3 separate regions of the Homo sapiens genome follow, and all the other regions are linked to region 1. Evidence: chromatin loops called from intact Hi-C (ENCODE). Cell type or tissue: HCT116. All regions are shown on one strand. Region 1 has its middle 22 kb from the start of EHF. Region 2 has its middle 65 kb from the start of EHF. Region 3 overlaps LOC102723568 (a long non-coding RNA gene).

Region 1 (8,000 bases):
AGACTCAAAGTGGTTTGCAGGGAAGACAAGAGGAGAAGGGGACAGAGAAAAGTGAGAGGGAAGGCAAGCTGAAATAATTTTTGATGTTCAGATCTTATTTGCCCCTTTCCCTTTAACAAGTGAGGCTCTAAGGCCAGAGGCCAGGATTCTAGGTCATTCCTCACCCCTTTCCCCACCTTGTGATCTAGAGATCCCACACTGGATAGGTGGCCAAAGTTGCTGAGTGACACACAGATGTGGGGCAGACATTCGCCAAGAGAAATCATCTGAGTGGACCATTGAGAAGGGCAAGCGAGGACCCCTGTGTAATGTTAGTATTAAGGGAGCTTGGGAAGGCCCTACTCTTCCCTGACACACAGCAGATAATCCCGTCTCCCCTCCACTAGCATACTTCTTTTCTTCATTTGGAAATGGAGGGCTCTTTCCTTGTGGTGGATGATCGGTTCACTCACTCATTTACTGGTTCCCTCATTCAGCAGATCCCCACTGATTGCCTGCTGGGCACCTCATCCTGTTCACATAGAATATGCTGCTGGGGCCGGACATCTCTGGCTTGCCTCCCGGTTTTACCGATTAGGAACCTGGGACCCAAGAAGGTGAAATGACTCAGCCACAGTCTCGCAGCCGGCAGGTGGTAGCACTGGATTTAGATCCAAGTGTCCTGACTTGCACTCCACACACTGCCTGCATGAAGGGCATGGCCAAGTTCTATAAGGAAATTTGTCTCTTCACCTCCATCATTCACCTGGCACAATGTCTGGAGCTCGCTAATTGTTGGCAGGTGGAATGAATAGTTTGAAAGCTAAATCTGAGAATGATTGTGAAACTAACACAAGAACAGAAAACCAAACACCGCATTCTCACTCATAAGTGGGAGTTGAACAATGAGAACACATGGACACAGGGAGGGGAATATCACACACCGGGGCCTGTTGATGGGTGCAGCAAGCCACCATGGCACATATATACCTATGTAACAAACCTGCATGTTCTGCGCATGTACCCCAGAACTCAAAGTATAATAAAAAAAAAAAAAAAGAAAATTAAATCTGTACTGAGCACAGAGCCATATAATGTGAAAAGGGCAGTGTTTCTCTAACTGTAATGTGTACACCAATCACCTGAGATCTTGTTAAAATCATGGTGCTAATTTGGGGAGTTTGGGGTCAGCTGGGGATTCTATAGTCCTAGCAAGCTTCCAGGTGTGGCTGACATTGCCAGTACCAGACCAGAACCTGAACAATGGACAGCACACTTTGAAGCCAGAGCGCCCAGATTCGAAGTCCAAATTTGCTACTTATCGGCCGTGCAGCCTTGAGCCAGTTATTTAAACTGACTGTGCCTTGGTTTTCTTGCCTGTAAAAAGAAGGGTGGTGATGATAATGGAGTACCTGCTTTACAGGGCCATTGGGAGATTCAAGTCAGGTAATAAGTGTTAAGCACTTTGTCTAGTGTCACTTGCGCATACAAGGCACTCAGAGGGCAGAAGGTGGAAGGAGAGCCTTCCTTGAAGTAAGGCAGCCTTCTTGCTTTCTGCCCCAGACCCCACCCCAGAAAAGTCAACGTATTCTTCTCCGGGATACAGCTAGTCTTGATCCAAACCATCAGACCACCCTTGAACAGCTCCTGAAAACAAAAAGGATGAGCTCACTCTAGCCAAAATAATCATCAGATCAGCCCAGAATGTGACCCCAGCCCCAGCTGTTGCACAGCTACGTGAGCCCAGCAGATGAAAATGTTCCAGCAGGCAGATGTGGCAGGGTGCTGCTTTACAGAGTTGAAGTTCCAGCTGGCAGTCGTTTAGATTTGTTTCCCCTAAAAGCCTCTTTCCTTGAGCACACTGACAGCAGAGACCCTGTCTGATTTATCTTGGATCTCTGCACCCTGCACAGAGCTGGCATAGTAAATGGGCCAAGCTGAATTCCAGGCCCAGACCTTAGAGATAAGGGAAGGGCTCCTTGAAAACTGCTCCTGTTTGTCTTCAGGGCTGAGGCATGGCTGAAGGAAAGGGCCCTAGGAGGAAAGGGGCAGCGGCTGCCACTGGACCTCAGCCTGGGATACTGCAGCCCCTTAGAGACTGTATGTCAGCTCTCTCCAGTGAACAAACTCAGTTTGATCGCCAGTTTCTCTGCGCGGGCCAGGTTCTGGCGTGTGCAGGCAGGGAAGCACTAACCTCTGGGTTGGGCATTTTCTCAATTGTTTCATTCTCTCTCTCTTATCTCCAGCTAGTTAGTGATTAACTGCTCTTTGAAAGTTTCCCAGCCTCCCCCGAGCTCCCCAAGAGCACAGGTGGCCACTGGGTTGGAGCAGAAGAACCTGACTGAGGGCCCAGTTCTCTTTGCAGGACAGGGAGGACCCAGAGGCACAGCCACTGGGTCATGGGCCCAGTGGGGTAAGGCCAAGAGGTTTGGCGCTGTGCTGCCTGCCAGGGGTTACTGGGAGGGCATCAGAGAGGCATGTCTGCAGGCGCCGGTTCCTTGGAAGTCTGTGGGTGAGTGGGTGGGGGTGGAGAGGGACAGAGGATACAACCAGGATCTGGGAGAGAGAGAGAAGCTTGACATTATCTCCCCACCACCAGGGGCTTTCTGTACAAACCCTCACCCGGGGCAGCTTTCATCAGATAACACCTACACTTACAGACAGCCCCCATACGTTGGAGCAACCACCTCCCACAGCTTTTTCTAGTAAGCCCCACCCCAGCTGAACCACAAAGGAGACCAGGTAGAAGAAGCAGCTGACTTGGTCAAGGAAGCACCATCCAGAACCTTCCAGGAGTCGCTGAACCCTTTCCTTTCAGAGTGTGGGCCTCTCCTTCATCTTTTCCTTTCTTTAACCCTGGGATTTTTTATTAGAGGTTTATAATTCCACAGAGGGACTTTCAGGGAGACCTGTAAACCTCTAAAAAATACAAACAATATGCAATATATGTTTTGGCTGAGTGTAGAAGCCCATCCTAGAAAAATGTACTTAGATATGTATTGGATTTTCAGCCCCTGCCCGCCTTCCTGTCTTGCTGCCTCTTCTGTGGGTTGCTCCCTCTCCTTCCTGGAAGCCCCTCTCTCTTCTGCCTGCCCTGTCACTGACCTAGGCTCTTGGCTGGCTCAGGGGAGAAGCAAATAAAAGAATGATAGTGGTCGGGGTTGGACAAGTGACAGTGGAAAGGAGGGATCATATTTGGAAACTGCTCTCCCCCTGTGGTCGCTTCAAGACAGGAGCAGGAAAAACCCGGGCAGGAGGCTTGATTAGAAACTAACCCCAGATGAACTCTCTGTCTGGTATTTCCGGTAGGGGGTAATGACACTTGCTTTTGTGGCTGGTTTGTGAAAAAGAATGGGTCTCCTCATAAAGGAGAAGAAAGAGATAATCTTATGAGTACTAGCCCTGGGAATTCAAAGACAGATGATGGGGAGGTGGGGCAGGAAGAGATTAATTTCAGAAGAATTATGACTATGGCTTCTCGACCTCTTGGCTAAGATCGAGTGCAGAAGAAGTATGACTGATGCATTAGTAAAGGCAACCAGAAGAGGACTGGGCAGCGTGCTCTGTTTGTTTTTGATGGCACCATATTGGCTAAAGGCTTTCTATCCTTTTGTGCCTTCGCCAGGTTTGTTAGAATGGCTTCCAGCGGCAACTACCAATAACTCCTAGGGGACCACCTCAAGACTGAAGGTGAGGCAAAGACTGTGGACTATGAAGCACCTCTTTGTAGCCCAAGTTGCAAGAGGAGCCTAGCAAAGGAAATCAGATGGCAGCAACGCAGAAGAAGCACATGGACGAATCCTCAGAACCCATAGTAGAAGAAACATTTGGGTTGGGTGGATTACCCTGACTTTCAGATATGATCTTCCCCTTCCAGAGGTTGAACAGGACCTTTCTAAAAATTTCCCATCTGCAACTTCAGTTGGCAAAGTGCCTTTGTTTCTTCCAGGGCTGAGTGGCCATTTTTACACCAGTAAAATTCAGAAAAAACAGATGTTTATACAACTGATTTCTTTTTCATTCAAGTGAAAATTACTTTATGTAGGTGAATCCCAGAGTGAAAGAAATACATATTCTTACAACTCAAATTCACTGCTAAAAAAAAGAAAGCACAGAAGGAAGTCAATAAAAAATGAGCATCATTAAACACATAAAAAGATGCTCAATCGGCCAGGTGCAGTGGCTCGTGCCTGTAATCCCAGCACTTTGGGAGCCGAGGCAGGCAGATCACTTGAGGTCAGGAGTTTGAGACCAGCCTGACCAACATGGTGAAACCCTGTCTTTACTAAAAATACAAAACTTAGCCAGGCATGGTGGTGCATGCCTGTAATCCCATCTACTTGGGAGGCTGAAGCAGGAGAATCACTTGAACCCGGGAGGCGGAGGTTGCAGTGAGCCAAGATAGCACCATTGCACTCCAGCCTGGGCAACAAGAGCAAAACTCCATCTCAAAAAAAAAAAAAAAAAAAAAAAAAAATGACACTCAACCTCACTGATCATCAGAAACACTAACACATGAGAAGCCACTGCATTTCCTTCAAATTGGCAAAATTAAAAAATCTGATGATAATAATTGTTGGCCAGGATGTGATGAGGAAGGAATTCCAACCCACTGCTTGTTCAGGAGTGTTGATTGTTATAAATACTTTGGAGAGTGATTTGTTAATATCTAGAAAAGAGGAAGATGCACGTGCCCATAATCCAGCAAATATAAGCCCATGGAAACTTTACTGCATGCTCACATGTACAAGGATATTCAATGCATCACTACTTGTCAAATGAACATTTGGAAGCAAAGTAAGTGCACCTCAGTAGGAGAATGGATACACACATTGTGCCAGCCATCACCATTTGTTATTTCATTTATTCTTTTATTCATTTTTCATTAAATATATTTCCATGAGTTTGTATTATTATACTATGTAGAGAATCACCTGGGAAGATTGTGAAAAGGGCCGAATTCCTGGTCCTACCCTCAGAGAGATTGAGTCTGGGAATGAGTCCAAGAAATGGGGCTCTTTTCTAAGTGCATGTGATACAACTGCATGTGGTCCTGGGTCACACCATATATAACCATTCATTCTGCCATTGGATTTCAAGTTGGATTACAAAACTTGCAGGGCTATGTGTGGCCCCTGTACTCATCCCTTACTGGGAAGGAGGCCTGGATTGCTGGAACATGGGAGCCTGAGAAACTTCTGGATCCTCAAGCATCAGGCCCAGAGGAAGACAGCAGAAGAGGAGATAAGGGGGTACAGTGAAGGGGAAAGGATAGGGAATGGGTCTGAGGGCAAAGAGGCCTAGAACAGCACATCTTCTGATCTTTTGCCCAGACACAAGTCTACCCACAGATCTTTGTTAACAAAATTTGTCTTGGAACTAAGAAAGCTACCCTCCTCTCTCCTGTCCCTCAGTAACACTTAATGATTCAACTCAACAGTTTTTTGTTTTTTTTTTAAGTCCCAAAGGCTAAGGTTCTAGATCTGGGTCACTTCCCACACATGACCAAGATTCGTGAGAAAAGAGATGACATTGAATCAAGCTTTTATCTGAACCTTTGGTCTATTTTTCCTTGTCCACAGAAGTAGGGAAGTAAGTATTCATAGGGAATTTAGCCAACCTTTGTCCAAACAGTTTAACACCAGTCACATAATTAATCAGATAGTCTGGCTTTTATAGCTATATCTAATATGCATGTATTAATTTTTTTCAAGGCCTTAGAATCTTTTATCTATATTCAATTGAGAAATGGTCTCTAAGCGTAACTTAATGTTTGTTTGATGAAGATGCTTTGGGAGTACACAGGAACCATGAAGAAATTTAAGGAACTGGAAGTCCCAGTTAATAGAGAGTCCTGGTTAATGCAGTGCTGATAAACAGAGAGTTGCTGTATATAGAGGTGGTGCTGTGGGCTTGTTTGGAAAACTGTTCACTTACTGGGCAGCTTACTTACCCTCACTTACTTAACCTGAAGGGAGAGAATCATAGAAGTGAGAAATGGAAGGAAAAATTAAGCCATCCTCTGTTTGACCCTCTTGTTGTATGCAAGGAGACTCTGTTCTGTAGAGGAGAAATGCTCCCCTGAGTTCAGCCAGTGAGGTGCCTGCAAGGACTGGAGAAAGAAAATGAGAAGCCAGGGTATTTCTCTGCTCCCTCTCTGCCCTGAGCATGCCTCCAGCAGCTACTACATTTCCTCCATGGCCCCAGCGCCCTCCAGACAAGCCCATCAGGGATTCCGGGAACACTATCTCCTCCCTTTCTCTTTTCAGCCTATGAATACTAGTGACTTTCTGCTCTTATTAACCTTTGAGCTATCTCTTTATCCCCTCTTTGGCATTGCAGCTTTTCTAACACTGGTGTGACCCATTCCCTGCATTAAATTCCCTCTGTTGAAGACACTTAGGTTTCTTCCTGATTAGACTCCAACTGATAGAGGAGGTGACTGGTCTTTACTTTCCAGACCATATTCATTTTACAGAAGAAAGAACAGATTTCTAGAAGTTCAAGTAACATGCCAATGTTGCACAGCTACCGAGCTAGCAACCAGTTGTCTCGTGGCCGGTGTTAATTTTCCTACAGTATTCTGGCTCTTCTCTCTCTCCCGTAGTCCCTACCAGCAAAGACATTCTTTCTGGGTCAAACTAAGGATTCATTTGCGTCTCATTTGCACATGATGAAAAGGTGCTATAACTACGCAAAGTGCACATCCAAAGGAGTTCAAGGGAGTATTCATTTCTATTTTGGTCTTTATAAGAATATTTTGCATTTGAGTCAACAAAGCTTTGTCAGCATTCTGTAAATCCTAGGGCAGCATTTCTCAAAGTCACAATTCCCTAAAGGGCATGAGGGTGCACATCTTAGTCCATTTACGCTGCCACAAAAGAATGTCATAGACTAGGCTACAAGCAACGGAAATTTATTATTCAGAATTCTAGAGGCTGGGAAGTCCAAGAGCAAGGCACCAGCAGATTCAGCGTCTGGTGAGGGCCCACTTCCTAGTTCATAGATGCCATCTTCTCACCGTGACCTCACATGGCAGAAGGGACAAGGGGGCATTCTGGGGTCTCTTTTATTAGGTCAGTAATCACATTTATGAGGGCTTCATCGTTATCACCTAATCACCTCCCAAAGCCACCTGGTATCATCACAGTGGAGGTTTAAATGTCAACATATGAATGAGGGGGGAACACAAAAATTAATTCTATAGTAGGGGATACTTTGGTAAAAACACAGATTTCCTGAACCCACTACCACCTACTGAAATAGAAAAATCTGGGGATGGGAACTGAGTGTATTTTTAGCTAGCAACACAGATAACTAGTATTAATAACTAGCAACCTGGATAACTAGTATTAATAACTAGCAACCTGGATAATTCTTATGAAAACAAGTTTTGAGGGCCACTGTTCCATTATGTAGAAAAACATTGTCCGTGTACACACAGAAGAAGGAAGGATCAGGAAGGTGACTAGAGAGCTGGCTTCTGGCCAGTCAAATAAAGGTCCAGCTCCTCTGGCTTCCATCCCCAGTCAGAGGTACCACTTACTAACACCCTGCTACGTGTCAGGCTTAGCACTATACATTGCAGGTACCTGGTTTTATGTACTCTTTACAGCAATCCTGTGAAGTGGCTACTATAATTTCCATTTAACAGACAAGATATCTGATTCTCAGATTAAATAACTGTCTCTGGATCACCCAGCAATGAGCCAAATTCCAACCAAGTTCTGCTTGACTCCAATGTCAGACTCTTCTCTATTCAGGTTGCCCCTTCCAGAACGGAGCCTGCTTCATCCCCAGATGATCAATGCAAACAATGATACGCTGAGTTGGCTCTGTGTGGTGTGTCCTAATCCTGTGCTCTGGGCAATCTGGTGTTTCCTTTCTGCTTGTTCTTGAACGAGACATTGGTGTATCTGCAAAGGGGACAGGTGAATGGTATTCCAATTCCCCCTCCTGAGACAGCCCCTGATGGGATGAGATCCTGCAAATGGAGCTGCCGGTGGTTTCTTGATTGTCCT
Region 2 (8,000 bases), 87 kb before region 1:
TATACATTTCTTTCAGCACCACACCTATTCCAAAATTGACCACATACTTGGAAGTAAAGCTCTCCTCAGCAAATGTAAAAGAACAGAAATTATAACAAACTCTCTCTCAGACCACAGTGCAATCAAACTAGAACTCGGGATTAAGAATCTCACTCAAAACTGCTCAACTACATGGAAACTGAACAACCTGCTCCTGAATGACTACTGGGTACATAACGAAATGAAGGCAGAAATAAAGATGTTCTTTGAAACCAATGAGAACAAAGACACAACATACCAGAATCTCTGGGATGCATTCAAAGCAGTGTGTAGAGGGAAATTTATAGCACTAAATGCCCACAAGATAAAGCAGGAAAGATCCAAAATTGACACCCTAACATCACAATTAAAAGAACTAGAAAAGCAAGAGCAAACACATTCAAAAGCTAGCAGAAGGCAAGAAATAACTAAAATCAGAGCAGAACTGAAGGAAATAGAGACACAAAAAACCCTTCAAAAAATTAATGAATCCAGGAGCTGGTTTTTTGAAAGGATCAACAAAATTGATAGACTGCTAGCAAGACTAATAAAGAAAAAAAGAGAGAAGAATCTAATAGACGCAATAAAAAATGATAAAGGGGATATCACCACCGATCCCACAGAAATACAAACTACCATCAGAGAATACTACAAACACCTCTATGCAAATAAACTAGAAAATCTAGAAGAAATGGATAAATTCCTCGACACATACGCTCTCCCAAGACTAAACCAGGAAGAAGTTGAATCTCTGAATAGACCAATAACAGGATCTGAAATTGTGGTAATAATCAATAGCTTACCAAAAAAAAGAGTCCAGGACCAGATGGATTCACAGCTGAATTCTACCAGAGGTACAAGGAGGAACTGGTACCATTCCTTCTGAAACTATTCCAATCAATAGAAAAAGAGGGAATCCTCCCTAACTCATTTTATGAGGCCAGCATCATTCTGATACCAAAGCCGGGCAGAGACACAACAAAAAAAAGAGAATTTTAGACCAATATCCTTGATGAACATTGATGCAAAAATCCTCAATAAAATACTGGCAAAATGAATCCACCAGCACATCAAAAAGCTTATCCATCATGATCAAGTGGGCTTCATCCCTGGGATGCAAGGCTGGTTCAATATATGCAAATCAATAAATGTAATCCAGCATATAAACAGAGCCAAAGACAAAAACCACATAATTATCTCAATAGATGCAGAAAAAGCCTTTGACAAAATTCAACAACCCTTCATGCTAAAAACTCTCAATAAATTAGGTATTGATGGGACGTATTTCAAAATAATAAGAGCTATCTATGACAAACCCACAGCCAATATCATACTGAATGGGCAAAAACTGGAAGCATTCCCTTTGAAAACTGGCACAAGACAGGGATGCCCTCTCTCACCACTCCTATTCAACATAGTGTTGGAAGTTCTGGCCAGGGCAATTAGGCAGGAGAAGGAAATAAAGGGTATTCGATTAGGAAAAGAGGAAGTCAAATTGTCCCTGTTTGCAGATGACATGATTGTATATCTAGAAAACCCCACTGTCTCAGCCCAAAATCTCCTTCAGCTGATAAGCAACTTCAGCAAAGTCTCAGAAAACAAAATCAATGGACAAAAATCACAAGCATTCTTATACACCAGCAACAGAGAAACAGAGAGCCAAATCATGAGTGAACTCCCATTCACAACTGCTTCAAAGAGAATAAAATACCTAGGAATCCAATTTACAAGGGATGTGAAGGACCTCTTCAAGGAGAACTACAAACCACTGCTCAAGGAAATAAAAGAGGATACAAACAAATGGAAGAACATTCCATGCTCATGGGTAGGAAGAATCAATATCGTGAAAATGGCCATACTGCCCAAGGTAATTTACAGATTCAATGCCATCCCCATCAAGTTACCAATGCCTTTCTTCACAGAATTGGAAAAAACTACTTTAAAGTTCATATGGAACCAAAAAAGAGCCCGCATCGCCAAGTCAATCCTAAGCCAAAAGAACAAAGCTGGAGGCATCACGCTACCTGACTTCAAACTATACTACAAGGCTACAGTAAACAAAACAGCATGGTACTGGTACCAAAACAGAGATATAGACCAATGGAACAGAACAGAGCCCTCAGAAATAATGCCGCATATCTACAACTATCTGATCTTTGACAAACCTGAGAAAAGCAAGCAATGGGGAAAGGATTCCCTATTTAATAAATGGTGCTGGGAAAACTGGCTAGCCATATGTAGAAAGCTGAAACTGGATCCCTTCCTTACACCTTATACAAAAATCAATTCAAGATGGATTAAAGACTTAAACGTTAGACCTAAAACCATAAAAACTCTAGAAGAAAACCTAGGCATTGCCATTCAGGACATAGGCATGGGCAAGGACTTCATGTCTGAAACACCAAAAGCAATGGCAACAAAAGACAAAATTGACAAATGGGATCTAGTTAAACTAAAGAGCTTCTGCACAGCAAAACAAACTACCATCAGAGTGAACAGGCAACCTACAAAATGGGAGAAAATTTTCGCAACCTACTCATCTGACAAAGGGCTAATATCCAGAATCTACAATGAACTCAAACAAATTTACAAGAAAAAAACAAACAACCCCATCAAAAAGTGGGCAAAGGACATGAACAGACACTTCTCAAAAGAAGACATTTATGCAGCCAAAAAACACATGAAAAAATGCTCATCATCACTGGCCATCAGAGAAACGCAAATCAAAACCACAATGAGATACCATCTCACACCAGTTAGAATGGCAATCATTAAAAAGTCAGGAAACAACAGGTGCTGGAGAGGATGTGGAGAAATAGGAACACTTTTACACTGTTGGTGGGACTGTAAACTAGTTCAACCATTGTGGAAGTCAGTGTGGCGATTCCTCAGGGATCTAGAACTAGAAATACCATTTGACCCAGCCATCCCATTACTGGGTATATACCCAAAGGACTATAAATCATGCTGCTGTAAAGACACATGGACACATATGTTTATTGTGGCATTATTCACAATAGCAAAGACTTGGAACCAACCCAAATGTCCAACAATGATAGACTGGATTAAGAAAATGTGGCACATATACACCATGGAATACTATGCAGCCATAAAAAATGATGAGTTCATGTCCTTTGTAGGGACATGGATGAAATTGGAAAACATCATTCTCAGTAAACTATCGCCAAGAACAAAAAATCAAACACCGCATATTCTCACTCATAGGTGGGAATTGAACAATGAGATCACATGGACACAGGAAGGGGAATATCACACTCTGGGGACTGTTGTGGGGTGGGGGGAGGGGGGAGGGATAGCATTGGGAGATATACCTAATGCTAGATGACGAGTTAGTGGGTGCAGTGCACCAGCATGGCACATGTATACATATGTAACTAACCTGCACAATGTGCACATGTACCCTAAAACTTAAAGTATAATTAAAAAAAAAAAAAGACTACAGATTGGGGCAGTGTACACCGCTCGGATGATGGGCGCATCAAAATCTCACAAATCACCACTAAAGAGCTTACTCATGTAACTAAACACCACCTGTTCACCAATAACCTATGGAAATAAAAAATTTAAATAAATACATTAAACTTCCAAACACCCCATCTCCAAATACGATCACATTAAGGGTTAAAGCTTCAACATACGAAACTGGGTAGGGAACTGGGTAGGGAGTGGGGCACAGAATTCAGTTTATAGCATCCCCCAGGTCAGAAATAAATAAATAAATATAAACAGGCAATTCACAGGAAAGAAAACCTGAGAAGACAATAAATATATGAAAATGTGCTCAAACTCATTAATATCTGCAGAATGCAAATTATAACACTAATGAGAAAACATTTCACATCCATCAAATTTATGAAAATTCAAAAGTTTGGCAATGCCAAGTGTTGGTAAGGATATGCTGGTAGGAGGGTAAATTAATACTATTACTTTGAAAAACAATTTGGCATTATCTAGGAACTCTGAAGATGCTCATACTCTCTCCAAAATAGTGTTTTAGAGAAACTCTAACTCTTGTGCATGAGGAAACATGTGTAATAATGTCCATTGCAGCTGTTTTCCTGGGAGCAAACATTTGGAAATGATTTAAATATCTATCAATAGAAATGAATAAATTTCAATATATTTTCTGGAATGGAATATGTTTAATGGAACACTTAAAATAAATGTGGAAAACTTCAAATTGAGAGAACAACAAATACTAATATTGATAAAACACACACTGCAGAATGATACAGACATAGGACCATTCAGATAAAATCTTAAAATGTGCAAAATTTTGCTATTTACAGTTTAGGGATGCATACATAGATAGTAAAAGTATAAAATAAGCATGAGTACTCAGAAGAGAAGCAGAAGAATAGGACCGGCGCAATGGTACCCTGTGGTCTCCAATTGTATCTTTCATTGTAACTCTGTTTCCCAAAAAGAAAGAAAAACTCTATATATTTTCTATGTTTGAAATATTTCACAATTATTTTAAAATCTAAAAGGAAAACTAAAATTAAAGTTTTAACAGATTTCTTTTCCTTTTTCATCGTTGTGGTTGTTCAGAAAGGCCAATTCATTTTTTTCTGAATATAAAATAATTAGGCTTTCTTTTTATCTGAATATTGTGTGACTGTGTGTGTGTGTGTGTGTGTGTGTGTGTGTGTGGTGTAGCACTTAATTCTTTAGTAATAACAATGAAAGTTAGCGTAATTGGAAAATTTGTTTCTCCATCAATCATTTAGAATGTTTGGTGGAAAAGTGATTTTTCTGGACTATGCAGATAACTATCTCATCAAGGCCTTGACATGTGTGGACATGACCTCACCCATGGTGGTTTCCAGGATTTGGATGGGAACCAGTTTCCGCCTATTTCACCACCTCAGGAGAAATGCGAGGTATTCTTCCCGGGGGCACCCAGTCAGCGCTGCATCTACCCGAGAGTCCCTGCCCAGCCATGCAATCATTTCTGAAACTAATGAGATCAGCAGCTTTTCACGAAACCATGAGTCATACCTATTGGTGAGGCTTTCCAGGCTTGAGGAGTGCCTTGAAGTGCCGGCTTCACCAGATGTTCTGGCATCACCAATCCTTCCCCTAATTCTGAGTGCCACATCTGACCCACTGCCAACGGTCACAAGGTCGCCAGCGGCCAAAAATCACCTTGGGCTTCAGGTAAGGACCTGTAAAATCAAGGCAATACCAACTAAAATTCCAGCTGGATTGTTTTCAAGGAACTTGATCATCTAAAATTTATATTGGTTCACAAATTACCAAGACAACATTAACTTTAAGACATATTAGAGACTGATAATGAAAACAGTGTGGTAATGTTTCAAAAACAAATTAGCCAACAGAAGAGAAAAAATTAGTGTCGGACAAATAGATAATAGATTACGCATTCATTGAGAGACACTTTGTTTAATAAATATTGAGAAACTAGAAAACTGAAATTAATGAAATCCTCATTGAACTCCTTAAACAAGGATAGATTCTAGATTAATTAAAGGCCTAAATGTGAGCTATAAAACTAAAATAATTAGAAGAAAATGTAGAATATTTTTGTGACCTAGGGGCTTGTGGCAGGGAAAGAGAGAGCATCAATAAAACTTCCAGAGCACAAACCCAATGGCAATGAAAAAAAACCCTTGAAAGATTTGACTATAACAAAACTGTGGATTTTTGTTCATTGAAGGACATCATGAAAAAAAAATAGGGGAATGACAGTATTTAAAAGGAAAGTGAGAGAGCACCTCAGAAGATATTTGTAATCTCTAAAACCAATATCTAAAATATTCAAACAAATTCAATAAATTTCCCCAAATACAATAGCCCCAATAAGAAAATAGAGGGTATGAAAAGACAATTTGAAGAAGAGGAAACACAGAAGATTACTTAGTATATTAAAGTCATTCAAAATTACTAGTAGTCAGAGGAAAGCTGTTTTTAAATGTAATGTTTTCAATTGATAAATAAAAAGTATATATATGTATGGTGTACAAAATGATGTTTTGAAATATGTATAGATTTGTGGAATGGCTAAACTCAGCTAGTTACCATATATTAGCTCCACATACCATTTTTTGTGGTAAGAACACTTAAAATCCACTCTCTTAGCAATTTTCAAGTACACAATACATTGTTATTAACTATAGTCACCGTGTTTAGAGAAAAGTAATTTAAAACAAGGAGATATCACTTTCTACCTTCTGAACCAACAACAATCCCAAGCTGGACAGTGGAAGTGTTGATGAGGATGAGATGCCACAAGAAAGTTCATTACTGTGGGTGGGAGTTAGGACCCAAAGATTCCAGGTGTACATCCCAACGAATTCTTTACCCAACCCCACAGGAGACCATGTACAACAAACACATTAAACAGAATGGTCACCCATGGTAAGAGGCATGGAAACTGGAGTGAGTAGGAAAATAAAAGACAGTACATAAACATGTAAAATTTAAAAAGAAATGCTTCAGGGCCTAATAATAATTATGTTTCATAAATTGTGGAGTGTGATCACCTCTGCAGCTGAGAATATTCTTGCCCTGTAAGTGCTCATTATCTCATGGAGAAAAATATACTACACATGTCAAATAAATTTTATATATATATATTATATATATATATATATCTCATATATATAAGGAATTATGGTGTCTGGTAAAGAGATGTCCAATATACAGATGTTTGTAGTAAGCCAGGCAAACTGTGATAAAAAAGCCATAACACAGAGTGTATTACAACATAATGTAGAGTGACCAACATCTACTTTTGCAAAGACTGAACTCATTATAATTCTTCCTCTGGGGGTATGTTAATGGCACAGTTTACACAATGGAAAAATCTAGGCATAAATTGTCTGAGACAATGCATCCTAGATGCATCTGTACAGATTTATGGAAATGCATTAAGAGTACCTAGTTTTTTGCAATTTTCATCAGCAAATTGAACCACACATTGATAATGAGAGATAGCACTTTGAACACATCGCCTATTGTCTGTAATATCAATAAAACATTTGTTATATATATTTTTCTATGTTTCTAGCCTTTATGAACACCCTGTAGAAGAGCACAGTACCCAGAGAAAATAAATAATTCCTATGTTCTTTTTCCCTCCATCTCTAGAGTTTCTCACCCACCATGTTTTAATGCTTGCTCCTACCTTATTTATATAGTGAATATATTGAAATAAAAGAAATGCCACGAATAGGAGAACAATCAAGCCCATCATTTTTCCCACTTGAAAGAAAATTATATGGTCATTAAAAATAACATTAAAGTAGAAGAAGACTGAGAGCACTAAGGAGGAGATGAGGCATCTTGGCCAGGAATACAGACAGATTTAAGAGCAGAGCTCAGGTTTTCCCTGGTGAGTCATTTGGTTGGTATCCTCAATGCTTTATCCCAACTGCATACCTCTACCAATCCTTTGGGAATTCCAAATGGCCATTGACAATAGCAGGTCACGCATGGAGAAAAAAAAGAAAATAAAATATGTTTTCAAAACTGATTGGGTAAAGGCATAGAGATTTGTAGAGGTATAAAAAGTAATCCTAGATTAATACAACTAAGTTTCATTTATGCTAAGGTGCCATTAATTGTAAGATCCTCCATATTTCATGTATCATTAAGTAAGAAAAAACACTTTCAATTAAACTATCACATAATATCATCCTTGAAAAAATAGTAATACATGTTTAGCAGCCTGGCAAGCCTGGATTTACATCCCAACTGTTCCACTTTTAGCTGTGTGGCTGTGAACAAATGAACTAACTTTTCTAAGCCTCAGTGTTAGCCTTTGTAATATAAAAACAGTAATAGTACCTACTAATTTATGTGGAGATTAAATGGGATAGTGGATCTCATATAGTGTTTAGCATGGTGTCTAGCACATACTGATTATCAATACTTAAAATATATTAGCTATTTTAATATTAAAGTTTATAGTAATATGCAAAGTGCTTAGGGTATAA
Region 3 (8,000 bases), 180 kb before region 1:
CGCCTCCTGGGTTCAAGTGATTCTCCCGCCTCAGCCTCCCGAGTAGCTGGGATTACAGGTGCCCACCACCACAGCCGGCTGATTTTTGTATTTTTAGTAGAGATGGGGTTTCACCATCTTGGCCAGGCTAGTCTTGAACTCCTGACCTCGTGATCCATCTGCCTCGGTCTCTCAAAGTGCTGGGATTAGAGGCGTGAGCCACCACGCCCGGCCAAATCAGTATTATTTCTATACACTAACAATGAACTATCTGAAAAAGAAATCAAGAAAATAATTCTATTTATTGTACCTACAAAAAAAATACAATGCTTAGGAATAAATTTAATGAAGGAGGTAAAAACCAGTATGCTAAAAACAAAGAAATATGATAAAAGAAATTGAAGAAGACACAAATAAATAGAAATATATTCCATGTTCATGGTTTGGAAGAATTAACATTGTTAAAAATCTCCACACTACCCAAAGCAATCTACAGATCCAATGCAATCCCTATAAAATTTCTAATGACATTTTTTCACAGAAATAGAAAAAAAATCCTAAAATTCATCTAGAACCACAAAAGACCCCAAATAGCCAAAGCAATCTTAAACAAAAAGAACATTGAAGGCATCACATTAACTCATTTCAAAATCTACTGCAAAGCTACAGTAATCAAAGCAGCATAGTACTGGCATAAAAATAGATATGTAGAACAGTGGAACTGAACAGAGAGCCTCAGAATAGATCCATGTGTTTACAATCAATTGATTTTTCCACAAAGATGTCAAGAACACACAATAGGGAAAATACAGTCTTTCCAAAAAATGGTGCTAGAAAAACTGGAGATCCACAAGCAGAAGAATGAAATTAGACCCTATCTCATACCATATGCAAACATTAAATCAAAATGGATTGAGCATTTAAATGTAAGAACTGAAACTATAAAACTACTAGAAGAAAACAGGGGAAAATTTCCTAGACATGGGTCTAGGCAATGGGATTTTATAGTTTTGACCCTCAAAACACAGGCACCAAAAGCAAAAATTGACAAATGGAATTACATCAAACTAAAAAGCTTCTGCACAGTAAAGGAACAATCAACAGACTAAAGAGACAACCCAAGGAACAGAAAAATACACAGATGATCCCAACTTAACAATAGTTCAACTTTATGATGGTGCAAAAGCAATATGCATTCAGCAGAAAGTGTATTTCAGTACAGTATTCAATAAATTGCATGAGATATCAGACACTTTATCATAAAATGGACCGTGTGTTAGATGCTTTTGCTCAACAGTAGGCTAACATAAGTGTTGTGAGCATGTTTAAAATAGGCTAGGCGAAGCTATGATGTTTGGTAGGCTAGGTGTATTAAATGCATTTTTGATTTGACAATATTTTCAACTTACAACAGGTTTATTGGCATGTAACCTCACTGTAAGTCAACAAGCATCTGTATATGCAAACCATGCATCTGATAAGGGATTAATATCCAAAATATATAAGAAACTCAATGCAAGAAAATAAGTAACCCAATTTAAAAATGGACCTATGACCTGGATAAATGTTTCTCAAAAGCAGATATACAAGTAGCCAACAGATATATGAAAAAATGGCTAACATCACTAATCATCAGGGAAAAGCAAATTAAAACCACAATGAGATAACACCTCATGCCTGTTAGAATAGCTATTATAAAAATGACTAAGGATAGCAAGTGTACATGAGGATGTAGAGAAAAGGCAACACTTAAACATTGTTGGTGGGAATGTAATTTACTACAGTCATTATGGAAAACAGTATGGAGGTTTCTCAGAAAATTAAAAATAGAACTAGCCTATGATCCAGCTATACCACTACTGGATATATATCCAAAGGAAAGAAAACCAGTATGTCAAAGAGATATTTGCACTCCCATGTTTATGGCAGCACTAGTCACAATAGCTAAGATATGGAATAAACCTAAGTGTCCATCAACAGATGAATGGAGAAAGAAAAGGTGGCATATACACACAATGGAATATTATTCAGCCATAAAAAGGAAGAAATCTTGTTATTTACAGCAACATTGAGGAACTGGAGGTCATTATGTTAAGTAAAATAAGCCAGGCACAGAAAGACAAATACCACACGATATCACTTATATAGAGAATCTTAAAAAGTTGAACTCACAGAAATAGAGTAAAATGGTAGTTACCATAGGTGGAGATGGCGAGATTTAGGAGATGTTGGTCAAAAGACAAAAAATTTCAGCTAGACAAGAAGAATAACTTTAAGAGTTCTGTTGTATAACAAGGTGACAACAGTTTTTATTTGTCAAATAAAAATGCTAATTTGTCAATTAAATAAAATTTTTAAATGTTTACATCTAAATGTGAAAAGGTAAAACAATAAAGCTTTTGGAAGAAATCGGATGATAATATCTTCATGACTTTCAGGTAAGCAAAGATTTCTTAAACTTGATACAAAATCAGCTAATTACAAAAGAAATAATTTATAAATTAACATGTTAAAATTAATAAAGTAGTTAAACTACTTCAGAAAACTGTTGAGCCATATCTATAAAGTGATCATAAGTATAACATATGACCCATCACTTCCATTCCTAGGTGTACATCCAAAAAAAAATATGTTTTTATGTGCATCAAAAGATATGTACAAGAATAGTCTTTGTAATACTATTCATTATAGCCCCAAACCAGAAACAACCCAAATGTCAATCAATAGTAAAATGGATAAATGCATTTTGGCATATCCACATAGAATTCCATATGAAATTAAAAAGAAAGCCCAATATGAGTGGATCTCACCACATAAATTTGAGTGAAAGAAGAATGAAAATTGTCAGATTCTAAATGGAGTCACTCAAGTCAAACCTGGCAAAATGGAGCCAGGGAAGGCCATCAAGGGAAGGTTCTCATGCATGATTTGCCTAGCAACAACAACTATCACAAGAAATTTTTTCCATACTGCAGCGACTATGTGAGTTGTGCAAGGACAGCTAGCAGCACAAGGACAGCTAGCCACGTACACAGAAACACTTGCCTGACAAATTGTTTCACAAGCCCAATCCAAAACTGCCAAAGGTCTAACTGCAACTCCAAGATTACAAGTCCTACCTAGCAACTATTGGCATTCGCCGATCAGAACTCAGCTCTCACAGGGCACTGCCAGTGCAATGAAGTGTCTTTTAAAACAACAGGTAAATCTCCTCTTTCCCCAACAAAATCCTAACCTTTTTTGTTGTTGTTGTTGTTCTCTGGACATACCAGAGGCCACCCTGCTCCATATATACATCCCGGATTACAGTGCTACTTCTCGTAGCTTATTCCCAAACAAAACCTTTCCTATTTAGAGATTCATCTCTCTATGTTTTTTATGTTGACTGAAGCCAGACACACAAAAAAGTACATCGTATATAACTCCAATAATAAAACGTTCAAAAAGGTGCAAAAAAATTGTTTTAGAAGTCAAGATACTGGTGGGAGAGATTGTATTTGGAGGGGAACCTTAAAGAGAAGTTCTGAGTGCTAGTAATATTGTTTCTTGATCTGGGTTACATGAGACTGTTCACTTTGTGTGACTTCATTGATCTATGCAGCTGATTTGTGTACTTTTTCGTATGTATGAATGTTAAAATCCAGCAAATGGTTTTAAAAAAAGCCAAGAACTTGCAAGTCAAAAGCTTTTGTTTTCATAACCATCTTCTCTAAAGTAAGCCTAGTTTCGAAGGTTAAAGCTGAACATTGACTCTCAGGGCTTCATCTTTCCCAGATTTTGATCTTAGATAAGTCACTTAAACTTCCTATGCCTCAGTTTTCTCATCAGTAAAATGGAGATAATAATAGCACTCATCTCATAAGATTGCTGGGAATATTAAATAATAGGTATAAAGTGATTGGAACCATGCCAGGCACTTAGGAAAGACTCAATAAAAATAACTTGATGTTGTTTCTGCTATTTTTTCCCAATTCTCTTCAGGCAATGGATGATTCTTGCTTGAGGAAGTAGAAATAAGAAATCACAATATGCATGTTCTGAAATATCATCTTGCTACATCTATAGAAGCTGAGACTTGGTTTTTACAAAGTCCTCTTGCCACATGTGCTTTGGACATAATGCAAATGGAAAAAAAATAGAAAACGGAAAGCTTGTGCCCTGAGGGAAACTCCCCTAATCAATGGAACCCCAAATTAGAATGAAGTGTACTTTCCAATGATCTCTTCTATAGAAACCATGGCAATAAGTAGGTCACTCAAAATGAAAAAAATTTCTTGGTCTTAGTGAAAATGCTTCAGTGAGGCAGTATTTTTGCAGAGTATTTCAGACCCCTGATTTCTAACCCTTTCTCTGCTCTTTTTGGAATTCTAATCCTTAAAAGCTAGCCCTGTTCTTGTGTTTTCTTGGATACTTACCAAGTTAATCTTCCAACATTGAAGAGTATTATGAATGTTAAGCTGCATGAAAAGGAATAATAATTTTGTCCTACCTGTAAGACTTAGGGTCACTGCTGGCTTTATAAATTCGTGTGGTTTTTCTTGGCAGCTACCTAATAGTTTTTCTAGCCACCATGACTTTAACCCCACATTACAGCATCATTGAGCTATTTATTCAGTTTAGTTCAGTTGGCTGAGGAACTGTGCCAGAAACTGCTATTAGGAAGCTAATTTTATTTACCCCAAAGCAACCAAAGGATTCTCAAAATGGTTTTCACTGCATTTTTTTTATTCTTAAAAAAATCTCACTTTTGCTTCTCTTGTTGAAGTGAGATAAGGAAACAAATTTCCAAAGAGGTTAAGTCACTCCATAATAGTAGGTGATGAGGACAGAACTGGAATTCACCATAATCCTCACCATCTCTGAGACGTTAAGATTTGAATTTAAGTTTAAAAAAATAGTGAGGTAAATGAAGAGTTGAGAGTCCATTTCAGGTGAAACTCAGAGTAAAAGTGATTTTGTGATTCTGCAATATATCATGTACAGGTGAGGGAATGTGAATTCCTTTTGGATTAGCATAGAATAGATGCAGCCTGGATAAGTCTGGGGACCATCACTGCCAGACATGGGAAAAAGTTATCCCTAAGGTGCTTTAAACACAAACACTAAGTCCTTTAATTTTTATCCAGCTTCAAAAGCTAAAGCAGGTTAATAAGGATTGTTAAGCTCCAGGGGTGAGATTGGAGTTGAGATTCCATAGACTTGGCAATAAGAAGTTGTTTTTAATGGTAATTTGTGGAACATGCCCAAGAGACTCTGGGCTGCTAGCGCCAATAGGCACAAGGGTTGGGGATATAAACAGATTTTTCTCACCAGCATTAGGCATTAATGTTATGCCAGTTATGGTGACTCAGTTCCCTACATTCAAGCAACTTATTTTCTTCCTCCTGAAGACTTTTCTTTCCTGTAATTTTATTCATCCCCAATTCTTCACTATTAAAAAGTGTGCAAGAGGTTCTTTTGATGTTTGTTTCACTCCAATCAACACATATTTCTTTCAAGTATCAGAGTGAATAGACTTCCCAAAACATGAGGAGAAATGAAACTGATCTTTGGAGTCTTTAGGAACTACCACTACTCCTTGTCCATAGATGGGTCACAGTGAGGAATGTTGACCCCAGTTTGCCTGCCAGACATTGTTCTGTGCAATAGGGGAAAATTGCTAACCTAAATTCACATAGGAAGCCAATATGTATCCCAGAACATGAATTCTAAGGCAAATAGAACTGGATTTATTACAAAATGTGCAACTTTCAGAAAGCAACTGAACATCTTACAGCCTCAGTTTTCTCTTCTGTAAAATGGATATGATAATATTTGCTTCATAGGGTTACTATTAGGAATACATAAGATCATGGATATAAGGTAGTAAGTGAGTACTGTCACTTTGTAAGCACCAGTTTAACATAGCTACTACAATATAATTATTAATTCTTTTTGAGGTGGTTGTGTGGCAAATTAATAGAAATTGTTTCATTTTACAGGGGTGAAGTGGACTGTGTTAGAGAAGAATCATTTCTGTCAATAAACCAATTTAGCCCCAGATCAGGAGAGAGAGCTCATGTCTCCAGGTTCCTCATCTTTTACCTTGGAATGGAGCCAAAACCTGGAAGGAACTTTATTCTGCCACTAATGATAGCTCCAACCCAGGTTCCTGAGGGCCCAACTTAACTGCTTTTCATCTCTGAAACCAGATCACAGTCCCCATTTTCATTTTCTAATTACCCAGTGGGCCAATTTCTACTGTTATTTCTCCTGGGGGTTGGCAAAATCTGGTTTTAAACAGTTATTCTGGGGCGGCAGGAACACCGCAGCTCTGCTCCCGACAGTACCCCACCCTAGCTGACACATATGTACCCTGCCATGCTGCCACAGCTGCTGGCACACACAAGCAAACACGGACCCCACTGCCACTGGCCCAGTGAAGCACTTTGGCCAGCACCACTCATGAGAGTGCAGTGGCCGCAGACTGGGAACACTTTGGCCTCTCAAGCACAGCAGGTTTTTAACCAGAGACCAAAGCTGGGGGCCCAGTACTGGCCCCAGAGTTAGAACATACAGCCCAGGAGTGCTGAGCTGAGCCTTGGCCCCCTAAAATCTTCCAGAAATGAAGTCAGTTGACTGAAGCCATCTTATACTACAATTAAACCCTCAAGAGCATCAAAAAAGATAAAAGCCAAAAATTCATCCAAAGGACAGCAACTTCAGGGAATATCAGCTCACAAAGATGAGAAATAACCAGTACGAGAACTCTGGCAACTCAAAAAGCTAGAGTGTCTTCTTCTTTTTTCTTTCTTTCTTTTTTTTTTTTTTTTTTTCCTGAGATGGAGTGTTGCTCTGTCACCCAGGCTGGAGTGCAGTGGCACGATCTTGGCTCACTGCAACCTCCACCTCCCAGGTTCAAGCAATTCTCCTGCCTCAGCCTCCCAAGTAGCTGGGACTACAGGTGCCTGCCACCATACCTGGCTAATTTTTTGTATTTTTAGTAGAGATGGCATTTCACCGTGTTAGCCAGGATGGTCTCGATCTCCTGACCTCATGATCCGCCTGCCTCGGCCTCCCAAAGTGCTAGGATTACAGGCGTAAGACACCTTGCCCAGCCGCCAGTGTCTCTTCTTATCTCTAAACAACCACACTAGTTTCCCAGCAATGATTCTTAACCAGGCTTAAATTGCTGAAATGACAGAAATAGAAGTCACAATATGGGTAGGAATTAAGATCATTGAGATTCAGGAGACAGTCAAAACTCAATCCAAGGAATCTAAGAAATACAATAAAAGAATACAGGAAATGAAAGATAAAATGGCCATTTTAAGAAAAAACTGATCTGATAGAGCTGAACAACTCACTTTATGAATTTCATAATGTAATTGCAAGTATTAACAGCAGAATGATCAAGCTGAGGAAAGAATCTCAGGGCTCAAAGACTGGTTCTCCAAAATAACTCAGTCAGACAAAAAATGAAGGAAAAAAAGAATAAAAAATGAAACAAATCTCTGAGAAATATAGGATTACGTAAAGAGACCAAATCTATAGCTCATTGGCATCCCTGAAAGTGAGGGAGAGAAAACTAACAATTTGGAAAACAAGTTTGAGAATATCATCCATGAAAATTTCCCCAACCTCACTAGAGAGGCCAACATTTAAATTCAGGAAATGCAGAGAACCCCTGCAAGACACTATACAAGATGACCATCCCCAAGACACATAGTCATCAGATTCTCCAAGATCAAAAAGAAGAAAAAATGTTAAAGGCAACTACAGAAGGGACAGGTTACCTACAAAGGGAACCCTATAAGGCTAACAGCAGACCTTTCAGTAGAAACCCTATAAGCCTGAAGAGATTAGGGGACTATATTCACCATTCTTAAAGTAAAGAGATTTGAATCAAGAATTTCATATCCCACCAAACTAAGGAAATGCTGGGCCTCCACCACCCTGTCTCTCAAGCAAGATCAGCTGGAAACCGGGGGAACTTTTCCCTTCAGCAAAGATGTAACCAAAAGGATCCCAGAAGCCCGAGT

The links. Hi-C counts contacts between places; a loop is a spot of excess contacts. Peaks named below come from ENCODE experiments on the same cell type or tissue, not always from the same donor. Only the 100,000 strongest peaks of a DNase experiment are listed, where the experiment ranks them.
Region 2: it touches region 1 in a loop (3-fold over the local background); 3 of 110 quality-filtered maps call a loop at or near these places.
Region 3: it touches region 1 in a loop (2.2-fold over the local background); 3 of 110 quality-filtered maps call a loop at or near these places.

Annotation. Positions count from the first base shown.
Region 1 is chr11:34,595,083-34,603,082 of GRCh38, reverse strand. No RefSeq gene overlaps it. Among named protein-coding and RNA genes, the nearest start is that of EHF, 22 kb to the left of the region's middle. RefSeq lists an enhancer at 2,755-3,954. In HCT116, no CTCF peak of the experiment used is centred here; DNase peaks (open chromatin) are centred at 622, 2,522 and 3,362; H3K4me3 peaks cover 1,552 bases; H3K27ac peaks cover 4,420 bases.
Region 2 is chr11:34,682,438-34,690,437 of GRCh38, reverse strand. It overlaps the pseudogene NDUFB8P3. Among named protein-coding and RNA genes, the nearest start is that of EHF, 65 kb to the right of the region's middle. RefSeq lists enhancers at 4,879-5,048, 4,519-5,718. In HCT116, no CTCF peak of the experiment used is centred here; DNase peaks (open chromatin) are centred at 4,947 and 7,407; H3K27ac peaks cover 1,814 bases.
Region 3 is chr11:34,770,587-34,778,586 of GRCh38, reverse strand. The region is part of intron 6 of LOC102723568 (a long non-coding RNA gene); the gene reads right to left. Among named protein-coding and RNA genes, the nearest start is that of APIP, 140 kb to the left of the region's middle. In HCT116, no CTCF peak of the experiment used is centred here; no DNase peak of the experiment used is centred here.